3 separate regions of the Homo sapiens genome follow, and all the other regions are linked to region 2. The links are chromatin loops, found by intact Hi-C in ENCODE. Cell type or tissue: GM12878. All regions are shown on one strand. Each heading gives the region's core, and the rest is flanking DNA. Links, peaks and the distances in the headings are about the cores only.

The links. A loop is a pair of places that touch in the nucleus more often than their neighbours do. Peaks named below come from ENCODE experiments on the same cell type or tissue, not always from the same donor. Only the 100,000 strongest peaks of a DNase experiment are listed, where the experiment ranks them.
Region 1: a loop joins it to region 2, with 4 times the contacts of the local background. A loop is called at or near these places in 11 of 110 quality-filtered maps.
Region 3: a loop joins it to region 2, with 4 times the contacts of the local background. A loop is called at or near these places in 2 of 110 quality-filtered maps.

Annotation. Positions count from the first base shown.
Region 1 is chr1:88,592,295-88,598,480 of GRCh38, forward strand. The region is part of intron 1 of PKN2-AS1 (PKN2 antisense RNA 1); the gene reads right to left. Among named protein-coding and RNA genes, the nearest start is that of PKN2, 89 kb to the right of the region's middle. In GM12878, for the core only: a CTCF peak has its summit at 3,286; a DNase peak (open chromatin) is centred at 3,267.
Region 2 is chr1:87,128,923-87,135,108 of GRCh38, forward strand. It overlaps LINC01140 (long intergenic non-protein coding RNA 1140), which reads left to right and starts at 843. Exons shown (of 3, transcript NR_026989.1): 1 at 843-1,072; 2 at 4,692-4,796. In GM12878, for the core only: a CTCF peak has its summit at 2,995 (motif pointing right); no DNase peak of the experiment used is centred there; H3K4me3 peaks cover 577 bases.
Region 3 is chr1:87,446,978-87,453,163 of GRCh38, forward strand. LOC105378834 (a long non-coding RNA gene) reads left to right here. Exons shown (of 4, transcript XR_947565.3): 3 at 2,257-2,368; 4 at 3,802-6,186. Among named protein-coding and RNA genes, the nearest start is that of LINC01364, 78 kb to the left of the region's middle. RefSeq lists an enhancer at 2,616-2,995. In GM12878, for the core only: no CTCF peak of the experiment used is centred there; DNase peaks (open chromatin) are centred at 2,624 and 3,864; H3K4me3 peaks cover 644 bases; H3K27ac peaks cover 2,505 bases.

The DNA of each region.
Region 1 (6,186 bases), core at 370-5,369, 1.5 Mb after region 2:
TTCCAGGAACGTACACTAGGGATAGGATATTCTCTTCAATAAATACTGCTGGGAAAACTGAATATCCATATGCAGAAGAATGAAACTTGACCTCTATCTCTCATCATATATAAAAATCAAATCTAAATTGATTAAAGACATAAATCTGAGACCTCAAACTATGAAACTACTACAAGAAAACACTGGGGAGGCCAGCAGCAGTGGTTCACGCCTGTAACCCCAGCAATTTGGGAGGCCAAGGTGGGCAGATCACCTAAGGTCAGTAAGGAGTTCGAGACCCACCTGGCCAACATGGTGAAACCTCATCTCTACTAAAAATACAAAAATTAGCCAGGCGTGGTGGGGATGCCTGTAATCCCAGCTACTCAGGAGGCTGAAGCAGGGGAATCGCTTGAATCCAGGAGGTGGAGGTTGCAATGAGCCGAGATCGAGCCATTGCACTCCAGCCTGGGTGACAGAGCAAGACTCCATCTCAAAGAAAAAAAAAAAGAAAAGAAAAGAAAAAGAAAATGTTAGAGAAACTCTCTAGGACATTACAGTGGGCAAAGATTTCTTTACCCCACAAGCACAGGCAACCAAAGCAAAAATGAACAAATGGGATCACACCAAGTTAGAATGCTTCTGCACAACAAAGGCAACAATCAGCAAAGTGAAAAGACAACCCACAGAATGGGAAAAAATATTTGCAAACTACTCATCTGACAAGGGATTAATAACCAGAGTATGTAAGGAGCTCATACAACTCTATAAGAAAAAAATTTCATAATTCAATTAAAAAATTGGCACAGGATATGAATAGGCATTTCTCAAAAGAAGACATAAAAATGGCAAACAGGTTTGTGAAAAGGTGATCAATGTCATTGATCATCAGAGAAATGCAAATCAAAACTACAATGAGATAACATTTCACCTCAGTTAAAATTGTATAGATTCAAAAGTCAAGCAATAATGAATGCTGGCAAGGATATGAAAAAAAGAGAACCCCTGTACACTATTGTTGGGAATGTAAATTAATACAACCACTATAACAAACAGTTTGGAGGTTCCTCAGAAAACTGAAAATAAGCTACCTTATAATCCAGCAGTACCACTGCTAGGTATATACCCAAAAGAAAGAAAATCAGTATATCAAAAAGATATCTGCACTCCCACATTTACTGCAGCACTATTCACAACAGCCAAGATTTAGAAGCAACCTAATTGTCCATCAATAAATAAGTGGACAAAGAAAACATGATATATATACACAATGGAATACTATTCAGCCATGAAAAAGAATGAGATCCTGTCATTTGCAACAACATGGATAGAACTGAAGATCATTATGTTAAGTGAAATAAGCACTTAAGTGGAGATGGTTAATGGGTACAAAAATAGAAAGAATTAATAAGAACTAGTATTTGATAGCACAATAGGATGACTGTTGTCAATAAAATTTAATTATACATTTTAAAATAACTAAAAAAGTCTAATTGGATTGTTGTTAACACAAAGGATAAATGCTTAAGGTGATGGATAACTCGTTTACTCTGATGTGATTATAACACATTGCATGCCTGTATCAAAATGTCTCATGTACCTTATAAATATATATACCTACTATGTATCCACGAAAATCAAAAATTATAAAAGATAATAGATGTAAATATACTTTATAAAATATGAGGTACTCTACAACAAAAGGCCTTATTATTGTCAACTGTGTCATGTTGTTAATTAGATTGTCAGTTTCACCACCCAAGCAAAACAGTAAATGCATAATTCATATTTTGACCAAATAAATAAATAAAACAAGCTCATTATGACATCTTTAAAATACATTCTCCGAACTCCAACTGCAATTGCAAGTTCTCTAATTTTAAAATCAGGTGCTCCTTCAAGCTGATTAAAACACAATAAAATATATCTAAGTATTTTAGCCACACCCTTGCATTATGTATGCTTTACATACAATGTCATGTTATGTCATTCCATTGTATCATAATTTGGGGACAAAAGCTGTAAAGTATATCTATATAAAATCAGTTCATCTTCTTCACACAAATGACCATTTTCAGAAGGATTCCATTTTTTTCATAATTAAGAAACAGAAAACTCTAAGATACTTTTGACACATACAAAAGTAATACAAACAATAGAGGGAACACTAAAATTAGGCAGCCTATGGTCTATCAACCAAAAAAGGAGCATGGAGCAACTTAAATAATAATAGTAATAATAATGTCAACTCTTTACTGAGCATATATCATGAGCCAGACATTTGTGTTAAATGGTTTGCTTGTATTACCTCTCTGATTCTTCACAACCATCCTATCAGGAAGGTATTTAATTATCAGCCCAATTTTATAAATAATGAAGTCCCCAAAAAAGGAGTTAAGTAAGTTGCCAGGGTCATGAAGCTGATAAGTAACAAAGGAATTATTAGAATTCAAGTCTGCCAGACTGCAGAGCCCATGGACTCACTTACACTTACTTGGTTGCCACCATTTATTGTAAGAAACACCATCTCCAGGTACCAACCCTAAATACACATGACTTAATCTAGATATGCATAGTTTATTTGTCACCAAATTAATATTATATGTGGAAAAATCTCATTTTCTTTCAAGTTCCGTTGACTCAGTTATTCAGAATACATATAGATAGGTCATTTATAACCACTTAACTCTCTCTAGGTTAAGTGTATAGAACTACTATTCTAGAATCTAGCAGGAAGTTTTTAAAGCTAAAAATGTATAAATTCTTCTAATGGGGAAAAATGGTATTTGAGTATTTTTCATGTGACAGATGCTTCACATACTTTATCTCACTTAATTCTCAAACACAGTAAAGTAGGTATTAATACCTCAATTTGCTTATGATTAAGCTGAAGTCCAAGCCCAGGATCACACTATAAGAGGCAGAACGATCATTTGAACCCACACCCTAAATAGGCTCCAAAACCCACTCCCTAACTAGGCCACCCTGCTTAAACTAAGAGTGAAATGTGGGAAAATAGACAAATACAGCAAGATTATATGTGCTTGACATATGCTAATACCAATGCAATGTACAACACAGACAAGAGAAACACAGATAGTAGAATTTCAAGATCAATGGAAAAGATGGATACCTTTCTTGGTGCTTCTTTCTTAGCCCTTCAAAAAATACCTCACAATACTAAACTAGGGGCAAAGGGGCCTCGTAAAACCAGTGAAAAGGGTTCTTTGTTCTTCAGTTGCTCGTGCAATGGTATGAGTCACTATTTCCTTTTGAAATGCAGGAAATATCCCCATCTTGTGGGATTTTAGGGTATTGCTGTAACAGACCACTTTGACCATATTACATTTTTGCAACCATAGGCTTTATTGCTTAATAGAAAAGTCCATTATATATATGTTCTAGTTGTTTCAAAGCCAGATAACAAACGATTTACATTATACAAATGTGGAGATGTTCCATCACATTTGCATTTCTGAAAAAGAAGAGAATTTCATCCTACCGCACCCCTATATGCAACATATTTCTTAAGGACAAGAACCTATGCATGAACCAGGTAGTGTTGGTTAATACTGAGTGTCAACTTGATTGGATTGAAGGATGCAAAGTACCAATCCTGGGTGTGTCTGTGAGGGTATTGCCAAAGGAGATTAACATTTGAGTCAGTGAGCTGGGAAAGGCAGACCCACCCTTAATCTGGGTGGGCACAATCTAATAAGCTGCCAGCAAATATAAAGCAGGCAGAAAAATGTGAAAAGGCAAGATTGTCCTAGCTTCCCAGTCTACATCTTTCTCCCGTGCTGGATGCTTCCTGCCCTTGAACATCAGACTCCAAGTTCTTCAGATTTGGAACTCGGACTGGTTTCATTGCTCCTCAGCTTGCAGATGGCTTATTGTGGGATTGTAGAACCTTGTGATTATGTGAGTTAACACTACTTAATAAACTCCCCTTTATATATATATATATATATATATATATATATATATATATATATATATGAATTTATAATAGGACAGTAGATAAGACTATAAGGAGACTATAAGGAGATAAGATATAAGGATATATATATATCCATATATATATCCATATCCATATATATATTTATATATTTTTATCCTATTAGTTCTGTCCCTCTAGAGGACCCTGACCAATACAGGTTTTGGTACCAGCAGTGGTTCTAGAGGAACAGAATATTAAGGATGGAGTTCTTTAGATGGTTTTGGGGTTTCTGGAGTTGGCTGCTTAATATGATTACACCCAAAAACACTAAGGACTCTGCTTCTAATGGAGAACACTGATAGCCCTTGGAATGAACTGTTCAGAGAGTTATGCAAAATAAATGCATTTGACACTCCTGATTCACTGCTTGTGAGAGGAAAGGAGTTTAGTGACTCTATACATAATACCTTTGACCATATGTGGAGAACCAAGGAACATAATGAAGCTGGTTTGTTATTCCTAAGTTCACTGGATAAAGTGATTAAAGAAAATTATGAACTCAGAGATTCAGGGATTCTAACCCCCAACTTCAGAAGCAGATACTGAGCCTCAAATCTTCTAAGATTGTCCTGAGTCAGAGTCTTATCTCCTGTAGAGAAAGAGCTGAAATTGTGGAAAATCAGACACAAGCTCTTATCATGTGAGTGGCTGACCTGCAATGAAAGGTGCATGCACGGCCTCACCAGGTGTCTACTGTTAAAGTAAGGGTATTGATTGGAAAAGAATGGGACCCTGCTACTTAGAATGGGGATATGTGGGAGGACCCTGATGAAGCTGGGGACACTGAGCTTGTAAACTCTGATGAACCTTTCTTGCTAGAAGAAACAGCTTCCTCATCCCCAGTAGTGGCAAAATCCCCTCCTCAATCCATGCTGCCTTCAGCCTTTCCACCTTTGTTTGAGGAGATAAACTCTCTTCTGCCTGAGGCAATAGTGATGGCCTCCCCTGAGGCAGTTGCCAGTCAAGATAATGTTGATTCTCCTCAGAAGCCACCCCCAATACTCCTATTTGCTTCTAGACCTATAACTAGACTAAAGTCCTGGCAGGCCCCTAGAGGTGAGGTTGAGAGTGTGACCCATGAGGAGGTGCGCTACACTCAAAAAGAACTGCTTGGTTTTTCTAATTTATATAAATAGAAATCTGGAGAGCAGGCATGGGAATGGATATTAAAGGTGTGGGATAGTGGTAAAAGGAACATAGAGTAGGATCAGGCTGAATGTATTGATTTGGGCCCACTAAGTAGGGATTCTGCATTTAATGTTGCAGCTCAGGGAGTTAAAAAAAAAGTTCTAATAGCTTATTTGCTTGGTTAGCTGAAATATGGATTAAAAGATGGCCCACTAGCCAGGCGCGGTGGCTCAGGCCTGTAATCCCAGCACTTTGGGAGGCCAAGGTGGGCTGATCACGAGGTCAGGAGATCGAGACCATCCTGGCTAACGTGGTGAAACCGTGTCTCTACTAAAAATACAAAAAGTTAGCCAGGCGTGGTGGTGGGCGCCTGTAGTCCCAGCTACTCTGGAGGCTGAGGCAGGAGAATGGCATGAACCTGGGAGGCAGAGCTTGCAGTGAGCCGAGATGGTGCCCCGGCACTCTAGCCTGGGCAACAGAGTGAGACTCTTTCTCAAAAAAAAAAAAATGGCCCACTGTGAGCAAGCTGGAAATGCCTGATCTCCCATGGGTTAATGTAGAAGAAGGGATTCAAAGGCTTAGGGAGATTGGGATGGTGGAGTGGATTAGTCACTTTAGACCTACTCATCCCAGATGGGAAGGTCCAGAAGATATATCCTTGACCAATGCTTTGTGAAATAGATCTGTGAGGGCAGCACCTACATTTTTTAAAGCTGTGTAATTGCTTTTCTCTGTATGTCAGATCTAACAGTGGGAACCACAGTCACTCAACTACAAAATTTAAATACAATGGGAATAATTGGATCCCGAGGTGGCAGGGGCCAAGTGGCAGTACTCAATCATCAAAGGCAAGGTGAGCATAGCTACCATAATGGACAGCAGAGGCAAAGCAGCAATCAGAATAGTCTGAATCATGTAGAGCTCTGGCATTGGCTAATTAATCATGGTGTTCCTAGAAGTGAAATTGACAGGAAGCCTACTGCATTCCTACTTAATTTATATAAGCAGAAAATCTCCAGGTTGAATGGGCAAAAGACTAATTTGAATTATAAAAAGAGAGAGTCATGGCCCCTTAATCC
Region 2 (6,186 bases), core at 383-5,382:
TTGAAGATACTGCTTAATAAGAACCCTTTAAAGATAAGAGAAATGGTAGAAAGAATTGAAGGATGCTGTTTCCTTTTTAATATCTGCCATGAATCATAGTCCAGAGAGAAGACAGCCGAGGCATGCAGGGACAAGACACTAGCACAGGGGTCAGGAGATGGGCATTCACAGTGGGTACAGCTCAGATCCCTGCCTTTGCTTTGGCCTGAGGCTGGGCAGACAGGGACATGGAAAGCTATGGGGCTGGTCTGAAGGGTAGGGTGGGGTGGTTAAGCCTTTGCTGGCACATGGCTTTGCAATCTTGTACACTGAATAAATCCATCAGAGCACTGCATCCACTCACCCAATTAGCCTGCACCTCATGAACACCTATTGTGAGGCCAGCACCATGGGGAAACTGAAAGAACCAGATATTCTACCACCATGGAGGAATGACCTCACCCTGGGTAGTAACTCTTCCCTTCTGCTCATCTACCCAAAGGTAAAAGAAAGTGCAAGTTTCCTAGTTTACATTGTGTTTCTTGAGGGAGAAAAGGCTCTTGGTAAAACAATGCCTTATTCCTTTCGTTTGGAAGTTCTTTCTGCAGAATACAGCTCAACTGGGGGTCCCCAAAAGGCCCCTGAATAATTTAAAAAAAAAAAGAGGTGGTGTCAGGCAAGGGCTTTAGGACGTAGAAGGTCACTTTTGGTTGTTGTCCTGTTGATCCAACTGCTTTACTAACTGGAGCTATTGCTCAAGCTGGAGGGTGAGGGAATGGGTGGGGCTGAGGCTGGGAGTTGCTCAGTAGTTGACCCCAAGTGATCTTGTTTGAGGAAAACTCCTGTGATCCCCCATCAGAATATTTTGAAAGTGGAAGAGTCTGCTGGCGGGAAGGGAGAAGAGTGGGAGGAGGAAATAAGCAACAGGCAGCTTCCTTTCTTGACAGATGGAAAATAAAGGGCCTGTGCACAGCTCGGCGAACTGCTCCGTGGACCTCCCAGCGGGGCTGCTTTCTGAGGTGATGGTCTCCTCGCTCCTTAGCCAGCCTGGTGGAGCCAGCTACTGACGTTGGAAAGGAGTTGGAGGATGGAGGTTTGTGGCCGGCAAATGAGAGGTGTCGGGGAGGGAGAAGAGAAAAGCAAGCGGGCTGAGGAAAAATGTAAGGGAGGGAGATGGTTCTTCGATGAAACCTCTGGCCTCTTTTAAACCATAAAGAGGTCTGGCTGGTTTGATTCCAGTCCATAAAATGGCTCAGTAGGATCTTAGGGATTATTTAGCTCAAACCCCTGAGAGGTGAGGAAACTGAGGCCCAGAGGTCCCACTTGCCTTTGGTCATGGGGTGAGTATGTAGCCCAGCAGGGTCCCAGCTCCTGTGAGCTGCGATTCATGGTGTTATCTTTGCTGGGGAGGCCTGAAGTTCCTTTAGCTTGTCCATGTGAAACAGAGGAAGAGCCCACAAGGAACGCATTCATCTCAGAGTTAGGTGACCTTGGCTTTGGGATCTAGTTGCTCATTACTTCCACTTTCCTTGCCAACATCTTTCCTAAGCCTTCCAGATCAGGGCACAGTACCACTCCCTTGCTGCCAGACAGGTGGCCTGTCGTGTGGGCAGGAAGGGGAGTTCAAGGCAAGCAAGGCCCACTGTGAACCCCCTGCTAGAAGTGCTCTCCCCTTCCTTCTTTTGGAGGTGGCAGTTACTAGGCAGCATGACCCAGAGGAGGAGATAAGCTGCCTCTGATAGGAAGGTTTTATCTTTGAGGTTATTGCAAATATGCCTGACTTCTTCATCTGGTTCTGTCCGGATCTGAACTGGTAGCCAGATAAACTGTTGGCGGTCCCATTTCATGTATTTATCAAGTCTAAACAATTGTCAGGAGGCAATTATCCCCCAGGAAGCCAATGGCAGATAAATAGTGTCCCGCAGTCTGGTTCCAGCCATGGAATCTGTAAGTTGTCCCTCCTTGCCCTGTGCAGATTTTCTCCTCTGTCCCTGCTGCCCTAAATTTTAAAGGAGGTTTGATGTTCCAACACGTTTGCTTTGGTGTTCTTTGCCCACAGCCCCAAATAAAATCTAATGGTTTTTATAGGTGGATAAATCCTTTTTAAAGGCTCTTTTGTTATCACCATGGGGTTTGTGAGCACTAAAACTGGATTTTAAGGGATCAGTGAAACCTTAGAATCACGGTTTGCTGTATCTGGAAGGAACCATGACCACTTGGTACAGACCCTTCAAGCGGTAGATGAAGAGGCCAAAGCACGAAGGGATTTGATGGCTTGTGAAGGCAACGTGCTCTTCAGAGTCGGGCAGACGTGCAGCTGAAGCTTGGTCTGGCCACTGATCTGCTGCCCGGCCTTGGGTAAACTCCTGGAGCCCCTATTTCCTTATTGATTACATGGAGATACCAATCCAGACTGCACAGTATTGTGAGAGGTAGTAAAACTGTTTCCCTCTGGTCGAGGTCAAACAGACAACTGGGGGGCAGAGCTAATGCCAGAACCTTAGTATCCTGGCTCCCAGGTCTTTATCCTTTCCATTATTCTGCAGGAGGTCTTCAGGCTACTGTTAAATAAAAAGTAAAGCTTCTACTTCGTTCCACCCAAAATTCTAGTTCAGTGTTTCCCAGACAGAGCACCTCCAGCGGGTCTGAGGCTCAGTTCTATGTGGAGACTCATGTTTATACGATGACAGCATCTATATTTTTTCTGGATGAACTAATAATCGACTGGCCATTGTATTTAGGAAAAACCAGACATCACCTCATGGACGTCTCATTGAAGGGGACCGTCAGTTATTCCATTCATTCTGGCAAATTTTCTTTTTAGCTTTGGTTGCAGCAGGAAGAGAGAGACGTCTGGGGGGCTTTTTGCCTGTTGGAAGGGCATCACTCGTCCACAGCTGGAGCCCCTGGGATGACCCATCCCAAGGTCCCAGCCTAAGTCTGAGGTTCCAGGGCTGGTCGCAGGCCGTCCTTGCAGCCCTCGCCAGAGCGTTGTCTGCACCTCCGACACTAGGTGGCGCCATAGGAACATCCTCGCGGCCCGAGGCGCGGTCGCAGCCGGGGAGCACTCGCCACGGTGCTGTGGAATTCTCTGGTTTTTCACGCAAGGTCAGGCGTCCTGCTGGCGCCCTCTCGCCACCCTGCCCTCCCGTCAGAAGCCCGGCTCCTCGCCGGGGAAGGCCGGATGCTGGCCCGCCGGGACCTGGGACTTGTGCCACATGGAGTGTCGGGAGTCTCCATTGCCGCGAGTTCTACACCACAGGGCCAGGCTGTTTGCTCCCCATCGGTCGCTGCCCCCAGCACCCTGTTGTTATTAAGGACTCATTTGCTTGGAGCGGCATCATTACAAGGGTGTGGGGTACTACATATACTCCCTATTTTTCTATTTTCGAAAGGCTGCAGGCGCGATGCACAGTGCGCTTGCACGGTGGGGCCTAGTGCTAGCCCGAGGAGCGGACGGGGGCCGGGCAGGGGCGGTGGGCGCCGGCCTCGTCTCGGTGCTGCTCGGTCAGGCTGTCCCGGCGCGGCGGCCTCGGGAGGCCCTGCCGTCCTTCACCCCTGGAGGCGGGCTGGGGGGCGGGTGCGGGGCGCTTCCCCTCCTCAGGGCCCTCAAACCGCAAGGGGGTTTCCGCTTCCCAGTCGATGGTCGTCCTCTCCCATCCCCGGCTGCATCTCCATTTACCCGTCGCCCATTTCCTTTGCCCATCCAGGCTCCTTGGCTCCACTGGGGTCTCCGTTCCCTTCTCCCGGTCCCCCCTCCAGGTCGCGGCTCCTTTGTCCAGGACTACGCAGGGGCTTGACCCCAGGGCGCTGGTTTAGGCCGGATCTGGGGTCCCTTGTCACTCCCAGGCTTCTTCCACTTCCGAATTCTGGAGAACCGGGAATCAAGCCCTGCGCGTTCCTCTTCTTCCTCCTTCGTGCCGAAAGCACGCTTCATGTCTGCCAGGGCATCAGTTCTGAAAGTGAGCGGAGAACAAGGAGTTTCTTTTTCTTCCCCAGAAGTTGCCTTTTGTAAGGACTATGTCTGCGCCAGGGCTTGATACATGTTGCTACTCCTGGGAGTGTGAGACTGGGAAGCTGATGGAAATGTCAGCATTAGCTTTAATGGTGAGGCCAAAGGGAGGATGGACCCAGCATCAAGCCTGGGTAGAGGAGAACGGGAGAGGGAGGACCAGAACCAGGGGCCGCCTGTTCACTGCCTTGAGGTGTCTGAATCCTGCCTTTGCTGTTTGTGAGCTCTAGCACTATGGGTAAGTTGGTTAACTTTTTGAGCCTCAGTTTCCTGTTCTGTCAAGTGGGAATACAACTTCCTAGCTCACAGAGTTGTGGTGAGGATTATGAACTATTATGCATCTACAGTGTCCTCCTGGCAAGTGAAAAGGCTCAGTAAAGGGTAACTGTTATCATGGTCCAGTCTAAACTTCCGTGCTAGCCCTTCACCAAATTGATCTTACAGAAATCAAAAGGTTCCTGCTTTTCCCACCTTGTTTGGAATTAGAAAAAACTTCCCCTGCACTATTAGTGTTTTATAGGCCTCTTCTCTCCAAGACAGAAAGGAGGAGAGGGTAACGGGGCTTATTTTCTTCTCCCAGGACTCTTGAAGAAGGATTCAGGATGTGGCTGTGCCGCTGGGGATAAACGGTGTAACACTGGGGCAGGTCAGTTTCCTTGTTGGTACGATGGGACTCTTACACAGGCCCCTTCCTTTCCAGCACCAGATACTGCTACACCATCTCATCGGCATGGACCTATATGTGGCAGCAAGTCCATCTCATCGCTTTTGGTGAAAGTCAGTCCAGTTTGTAAAGATTCTCATTGTGAGTATGGCTAAACCATCCCTTTGACTAAAAACCAAACCAGATACTCCTTTACCTATCAATACCTCCTGCTGCTAAAAAGCAGCAGCTAAAAAGCAGCAGGAGGTATTGATAAGGGAAGTCCTATCTAAATTCCTGGTTTAGAGAATGACTATCCTCATTTTATGAGTTAAACATTACCCCCAATTAACACCTCTGAAAAACCCTCCCAACATGTTTATCTCATTAATATCACGGGGTTGGCAGGTCACTGTAGACGAGGAACTGGGACACCAAAAGGAGAAACTCTGGCCACGCTTGCACCCTGTTCCCAATCCTGGTCCAGTGTCACCCACAGATGGTAAGGAGCTCTAGAGACCTCACCAGCCCCTGGGATTGGTCACCTCACTCTTCTATGGACAGAGATTCCTGCTGGGATCCTTTGAGGGCAAGCAGACCCTTCTTCCAGCTCGGACTGTGAACTCCACTGCAGCCGTAAGGACTGTCTGTGACAGTGAGCCCGAGATGACTGGGCTCTGTGCTCCCTCCCGGCCCTCCAATCCTTGGCCTGCCACAGAGAACTGAGCTCTTTTATTAGCACCATGAATGTGACTGATACAGCTAGCCATTCCCTTGTGCGAATGACTCAGTTTATTAATGCTCTGCTAAAGATGGCTTCTTTGCTTGCCAGCAGCCTTAAACAGTATTTCATTAAAACTGGCTTAATTATTTTGAGAAGACGGCCCAATTAAAAGCTATACACTCCCTCTATGTGAGTGTTTATACATAGAGCTGTATATATAATACATATTTGTAAGTGTGTATATATATATGTGTGTATGTATGTGTCTATAAATATATAGGCTTAGCAATTTCATTACATGGGATAAATTGTTGGAAAAAATACCCAGGAGCTGGTCCCCTTTCTGTTGCTAGATTCAGAGTAGAGGCCACCCCTCCACTCTGGGAGAGGCTGGTGTTGGTGATCTCTCAATGACTCTGCAATGGAAGTCCCAACTGCACAGAGCCCTGCCCCAGTTTCAGGAGCCAGCAGCCTCGGAGAGGCGGATCCTGACCTCTGCTCTGCTCTTGGGATAGCCTTTCCCTTCCCAGCAGGGTTGAGATACTTGGGCCGGGAAATGTTGTGGCAAAGTGTTTGCCAAAGCTCAGGAGAGACACAGACTTGGGGCTTTTGTTTCTTGAGCTGGCTGTCTAGCTTTCCTAATGAGCAAATATGTTCTCTTTAAGGAAACAAACAAACAAAGCAAAAACACCAATTCATCTGGATTTTATTCATTTGTTTTAAATACAAACAAACAAAAGGAGAGTGGTTATTTCTGCACCAACTATTTCAAATGCAAGTTACTCCATCGCTCGGGGTGGTTGGATGGTGCTTGTCACCATAGGACCC
Region 3 (6,186 bases), core at 405-5,404, 320 kb after region 2:
TTTCACAGGCAAGGTCTTTGTTGCTCAGGATGGAACGTAGTGGTGCCATAGCTCACTGTAACCTTGAATTTCTGGGCTACTGGCATACACCACCATGCTTGGCTAATTGTTTCTTATTTTTTGTAGTGACAGGGTCTTACTATGTTGCCCAGGCTGGTCTCAAATTCCTGACCTCGAGTGATTCTCCCACCTTAGCCTCCCAAAGTGTTAGGATTACAGGCATGAGCCACTTTGCCCAGTCTCCTTTTTTTTTTTTTTTTTTTTTTTTTGAGATGGAGTCTTGTTCTGCAGCCTAGGCTGGAACACGGTGGTGTCATCTCGGCTCACTGCAGCCTCCCGGGTTCAAGCGATTCTCCTGCTTCAACCCCCAGGTAACTGGGTCTACAGGCACCTACCACCACCCAGCTAATTTTTTGTTTGTTTGTTTTTGTTTTTGAGTCGAAGTCTCACTGTGTCACCCAGGCTGGAGTGCAATGGTTCAGTCTTGGCTCTCTGCTTCCTCCACTTCCCGGGCTCAAGCAATTCTCTTGCCTCAGCCTCCTGAGTAGCTGGGACCACAGGCACCAGCCACCACACCTGGCTAACTTTTGTATTTTGAGTAGAGATGGGGTTTCACCATGTTGGCCAGGCTGGTCTTGAACTCCTGACCTTGTGATACAACCGCCTTGGCTTCCCAAAGTGCTGGGATTACAGGCTTAAGCCACCATGCCCGGCCCACCAGCCTACTTTTAATGGTAATTTTGAAAATGACAGTTGACCTGGTAGCCTTTGGGGATGTTTGTGTTCCTCCTCCCAGCAGATTGCCTTCCTTGGGCAACAGGCACTGCTCCTCTCTCATGTGTCAGAAAATCAGTGTGAAACTAGCTATCAAAGCGTACAACCGTCTATCACGTTGACCATCACATTATTCTTTGTGACTTGGGAGAACTCCCCTGTTTTCTCAAATCTCTATCTGCTGAGAATTAGGAACCATTTCTATACAATAAAGAACTATTGCTCACCAGAAAGTATATTCTACTTTCTTGTGGAAGAAAACTTATGACATTGAACTTGACAAAAAGGCATTTTCACAAGCTCAAATAAAACCAGTTTTCTCCATCTCCCCTCCCGCCTCTGTTGGCTCAAGTAATGAGCAACTGAAGGATACCACACTGCAAAGGAGATGTTGGGCTTCAGGCTGAAGCAAATCTGGGCTAACCAGAGTTAATCAAATTCTTTATAAATAAAATGAATTGTGCCACGCTAACTTAGATGTTTCAGAGAAACACTAACATATTTTTTTTAACTGATTTCTTGAATTTTTAAAAAAACTACTGCTCCTTTCCTTTGGGTAAGTGAGGAGGCAATAGGGTCTTGAGAATCACCAGGACAGCCAGACTCTGTTAGTTTACTTTCAGGTGAATACATTAGGTTCTGGGTAGATAGGCAGAGCTACTATACACTGCGCCTAAAACATCACAATGGAGAGGTGTATGTGTGTTTGTTGCGGGTGGAGGGGCCTGGTCCTGAGATTTATCAAGCCTGCCTTATGGGTACTGACTTGACTGGTTCATCTACTTTAGGGACGATGAGAATATACTCCCCTGCCCCAAATTATATTTTATCCAGGTGCCATGGTGTCTGACACTCCATCTGTAATGGTTCATTCCTTTGGCTTTCTTTCCTGCTTTTAAAATGAACATTCTCTTGGTTTGTGCAAAACACTAAACTACTTTACAAAGGCAGATACGCTAATGTAGGAAACTGCTTTGTTTTCCTTTGGTTGAAAAGGACTAGTGGAGCTGCAGGAAGCTTGGAAGTTCATCAGTGGGAATGGAGGGAGGCTGCCAAGAAGGTGAGGGGAAGGGGAAGGGCCACAGACACAGATTTTGTCTACTTGGGAATTTTGAATGGGATTGACCCTACCACTCAGTAATAGTTAAAAATGAAACAAAACAAAAAACAAGGGTTTTGAGTGTTGTTTGAATCCAAGTGTACTATTTCAATAGTGGAACTGAGCAAGACTTATAAAGCTGGCATAGGGAAGGGTGATTAGGATTGCAAACATAAGCATGAGGTGTAAATCATGACATTTATTTTGGCATGGAAGCCAGATCATTGTTTGAGGAACACCTTTTGAAACCCAAATGTAGAGGGCAGAAAATGGTGTTGGCTTTTTACACTATTTCTCTCTTTTTGAGGTAAGTCAGAGAGTTGAGTTATGAAGCATTAAAAGATCATTTTTTTCCCACATTCAATTTTCTTCTTTGCACTTAGGGAAAACCTTTTAGGCCAAAGACCATCTGAAGTGGCCCTGGTTCCTCCATGTTTAACTCACTGGCCCCTAATTTCTGCTGGACCTTCATTTCAGTCGACTGTGTTTCAGGAGGTAAGTGATTCTGGTGACCTCACTGTAGGGAGACAGGAGCCTCTGGCAAGTTACCAAACTGCTGGCCTATTCTACATGAGCCAGGCTCTTTGCTTTGGCAGAGGAAAGCAGTGCTGTTTTAGGTCAACAGTCAAATGTGTCCCGGAAGTTGTTAAGTGCGTGGGGCATTCTAACCACTGCTGCTGGTGGAGAGACCTGGCTGTCGCCTGCATCTCACTTTCAGAATGTGGCCCTGATTAAGCTCCGCAGGTAGAGTTCTGGTTTCTAAGAAGGGTACAAGGCCTGAGGACATGCTGGTATTTCTTCCTCATGCTGCTGCTGAGGACACAGAGAAGGGTGTTCTGGCCAAATTAGCCAGTTATTGGTTCCCCAAATAACTTTGGTTTTAGACACCTGACTTGACTCTGTGAGTGAGTGGGAGGCTGTTTTCTCTGACTGGTTTTGCATCTTGGCTTTCATGTCTCTACATGAACATTCAGCCCACAAATTTCTGTTATCTAATCAGGCGCATCAGTCCGTGATGGAGATGAGAGGGGAGGAACACCCCTTTGACTCAGATTTTGCACAAACAAAATTCAGTCTTGTTAGCAATGGCAGGAAGAGTAGCCACGGCTGCTCAGATCAGATCTTTCCCTGACAATCTGCAGGGCAGTGCAAGTGGGTGAAGAGTTTTTATGGCAAGATAAGCAATGCAAGGGCCCCAACTTGGTATACTAAATAAAATTAAAATGTCAATATTTACACATGACCTTCAAGGCTCTTCCACTCTTGCTTTCTTAGTATTCAGTACAGACTGCATTTTCTTTAGTCCGTTACCAACAGCTTGGAAATTCAGTTAGAGGACATAACCCAAATGTTCTCCAAATGTTGCTTCCAAATGGTCATCTTGAAAAGTGCTGTTTTAAGGCATGCAACCTTTCTGCACCGAGAGAGGGCTGTCGCTCTGCCTACCCAACTGTAGGGGAATTATCCAAAGATTAAAACCACTGATGATAAAGATAGTGCCACACAGCATATTTTAATTTGTTGATAATGAAAGCACAAGAGGCCTTTTTACAGGCTTCTTGAAGCCTTACTATTGTGTGTTGCACATTCAACCCCAGCTTGTGTGCTGACACAAACAAATAAACGTGATCATAACGGTTGAAATGTAGTTAGAAACACAATTGAGAACATCTGTATTGTAAGCAGAAATACATTAGAAATACTGAAGTGTTTTGTAGCTGTGAAAATGAAGGAATAAAAAAATAACCCACAGTACCTGGATTAAGCAGTTATAAATAATGTATAAAGCAAAAATCTCATTACCCCCTGTGTAAACTCCCCCCCAATGAAATATATTTTATGAATGTAGTAACACTGTAATAACCAAAGCATTTGTTTTTCCCCACAAACTTTCCATTTCATAACTGTGAGATTGTTTGGATTTACAGATTCGGGCCACAACACCCCTGAGTTTACCGGTTTTGGTTTCTTCCTTGTGACCTTCGGCTCCAGGATGCAGCACAGCTCCTCACTGCACTATTTATCAGAATGTTGCTCTGCATGCTTGAAAGTTTCCCCAAACAGAGGTACATAAAAACAAACAGAGGCGAAACACAAATCCCATCAGCCCTGGAGGAAAAGGCCCTGAAGCTCTTCCAGTGCAGAGGCCACGCAGAGGACAGGCTCCTACCTGTGCACATCAGCCACGCCTGGGGCGCCTCCTGGAGTCCAGGCTGCTGGCAATGGAATTCATCATGTTGCTGATGTCACTGTAAGTTAAGTCGCAGCTGCCAGCTGAGCTATGGGACAGTTTGAGGGATGGCCAGAAGGTTTCTCCTGGATGCCATCTTCAGCATACCTAGGAACCAGAGAAAATGCAATTCTTCGCATGCCCATCTCACTCCTGCAGCCTGGGGTCCCTCTTCAGTTTATTTTTTTATTTTTTTATTTTTTTATCATAAGCACATAGTCAGGCTCTGGGACATCATGGAACCCAGCAGCCTGCTGAAAGGTGAAGCACAAGTCTAAAGTCCTGTTAGTTATGAAATCCAGCTCTCCTGGATTAGGCAAGGGGAAAACCACATCTTTAAGATACACTAGGGCAAGAAGTAAAGTATGGAGAGCTGGCTCAACGAAATTTTGTGTATAATAGGAGCCGTCCTATGACTAATTGTCACCTGTCTCAGAGACCTCATGATTATTTCTGAGCTTTAACCAATGAATTAATGTGGGTTCTACCTGGCTCTTCTAACGTCTTTGGAATGGTTCCTCAGGGAACCACAGCTATCCATAGAGATAACAACCTGAATACAAGCCCATCGCCCGATCAGATGCTGCTCTTACTTGCATGACTTGGTTCTATTCTTGCCCAGTCCCACTGGGATAGCAGTGGTAGCTAAACAGCTAAGCAGAGTGACCTCATTAGATTCTCCTCTAGTATAAAGTCACATGTTAACTCATTTTTGGACTCATAGTCAGAAACTTGTAATTTTTCCTCATTTTGGTATGCAGCTATTGCACAGTGGGGGAAATATGAGTCAAAAGACTTGCTCTTATATTCCATCTTCCCCCTCATTGCCTGGGTGTCTTTGGACCAGTTAATCTTTGAGCCTCAGTTATCTAGAAAATGGGGACACTGCTACTTTATATATTTTTTTTTAGTGGGACCTAGATAAGGTAATATAAATAAAGGGGCTTTATTTATATATTGAATGGCATGATGTTAGGATTACCAAAAGGAAATAGCTATTCTACTTACATTACAATGTGGTTTGAGGATCAAATTCAATAAAATATGTGAAGAGGGCTTTGAAAACTAGAAAGAGCTAAGCAATGCAAAATGCGTCGCTGCACTTGAATGTAATGGCTGGTGTCATGTCAGCTGGATTAACTGTGGTCACTAGTTCTCATATATCCATTTGCTAGAGTAGCTGAGTCCTCTGGACTACGAAAAAGGGCACAGAAGCTACAGATACGAGATCTGGTACTATCTTTATCACTACCTTTTTATTGTGAGCACCTCAATCATTTTGAGATATTTGTCTCATTTCTTTTACTTTGAATATGCAAAAACAACAGTCACCTCCTAATATGGCTGTTGGGAAAACACAACTGAAATGGATTCAGAAAATAGCTTTTAAGGACAAAGTTATGTGAAGGACATAAATTGTGCATGAAGTCTTTCAGCAATGAATAGGCACATCTCCACATACCCCAGGATCTTAAGCTGATAATGTAACAACAAGAACCTATTGAATCAGGACAAGGTGATGGTTCTGCTCCTGTGGCAATCTAGGTCTCAGAATCTGGTATGCAGGCAGGGTGTAGAGAGCAGATTGCATTTTCAGGAGAAAGGTTAAGCTTGAATGTTTTGGACAGGAGGTGGTTAGATGCATTTTTAAAAAGTCCTTGAATTTACCTGATGATTTTTGTGTCCTTGTGATGGTTGTAGCCCATTCCAGGATATGAATAAATTTAGCAACACAAAGGAGGTCATTTAAAAATCTTTCCCTCAGATGCTCCACTTCCTCTTCCTTCTAGCTTTCTCCTCTTCTTCACTAATTTGGCAACCTGCAAGGCTGCCCTTTTGATCACTGGCAGTTTAGAATAGTGATAAGTGGTTTTGGAAAATGTTATTGAAACTTTTATAGGAGAGTGGTGGAAAGATGGAGATTTCTAGAAAACCCTTAATAGAAGAGATCCATTTTACTTAATTATTTATTTATTTTTAGTTTTAAAACATTATTTTATTTTGAATTAATTTTAGACTTTAAGAAATTGCAAAAATACTAGAAAGTGTTACTTTAATCCCTCACCCTGCTTCTGCTTATGTT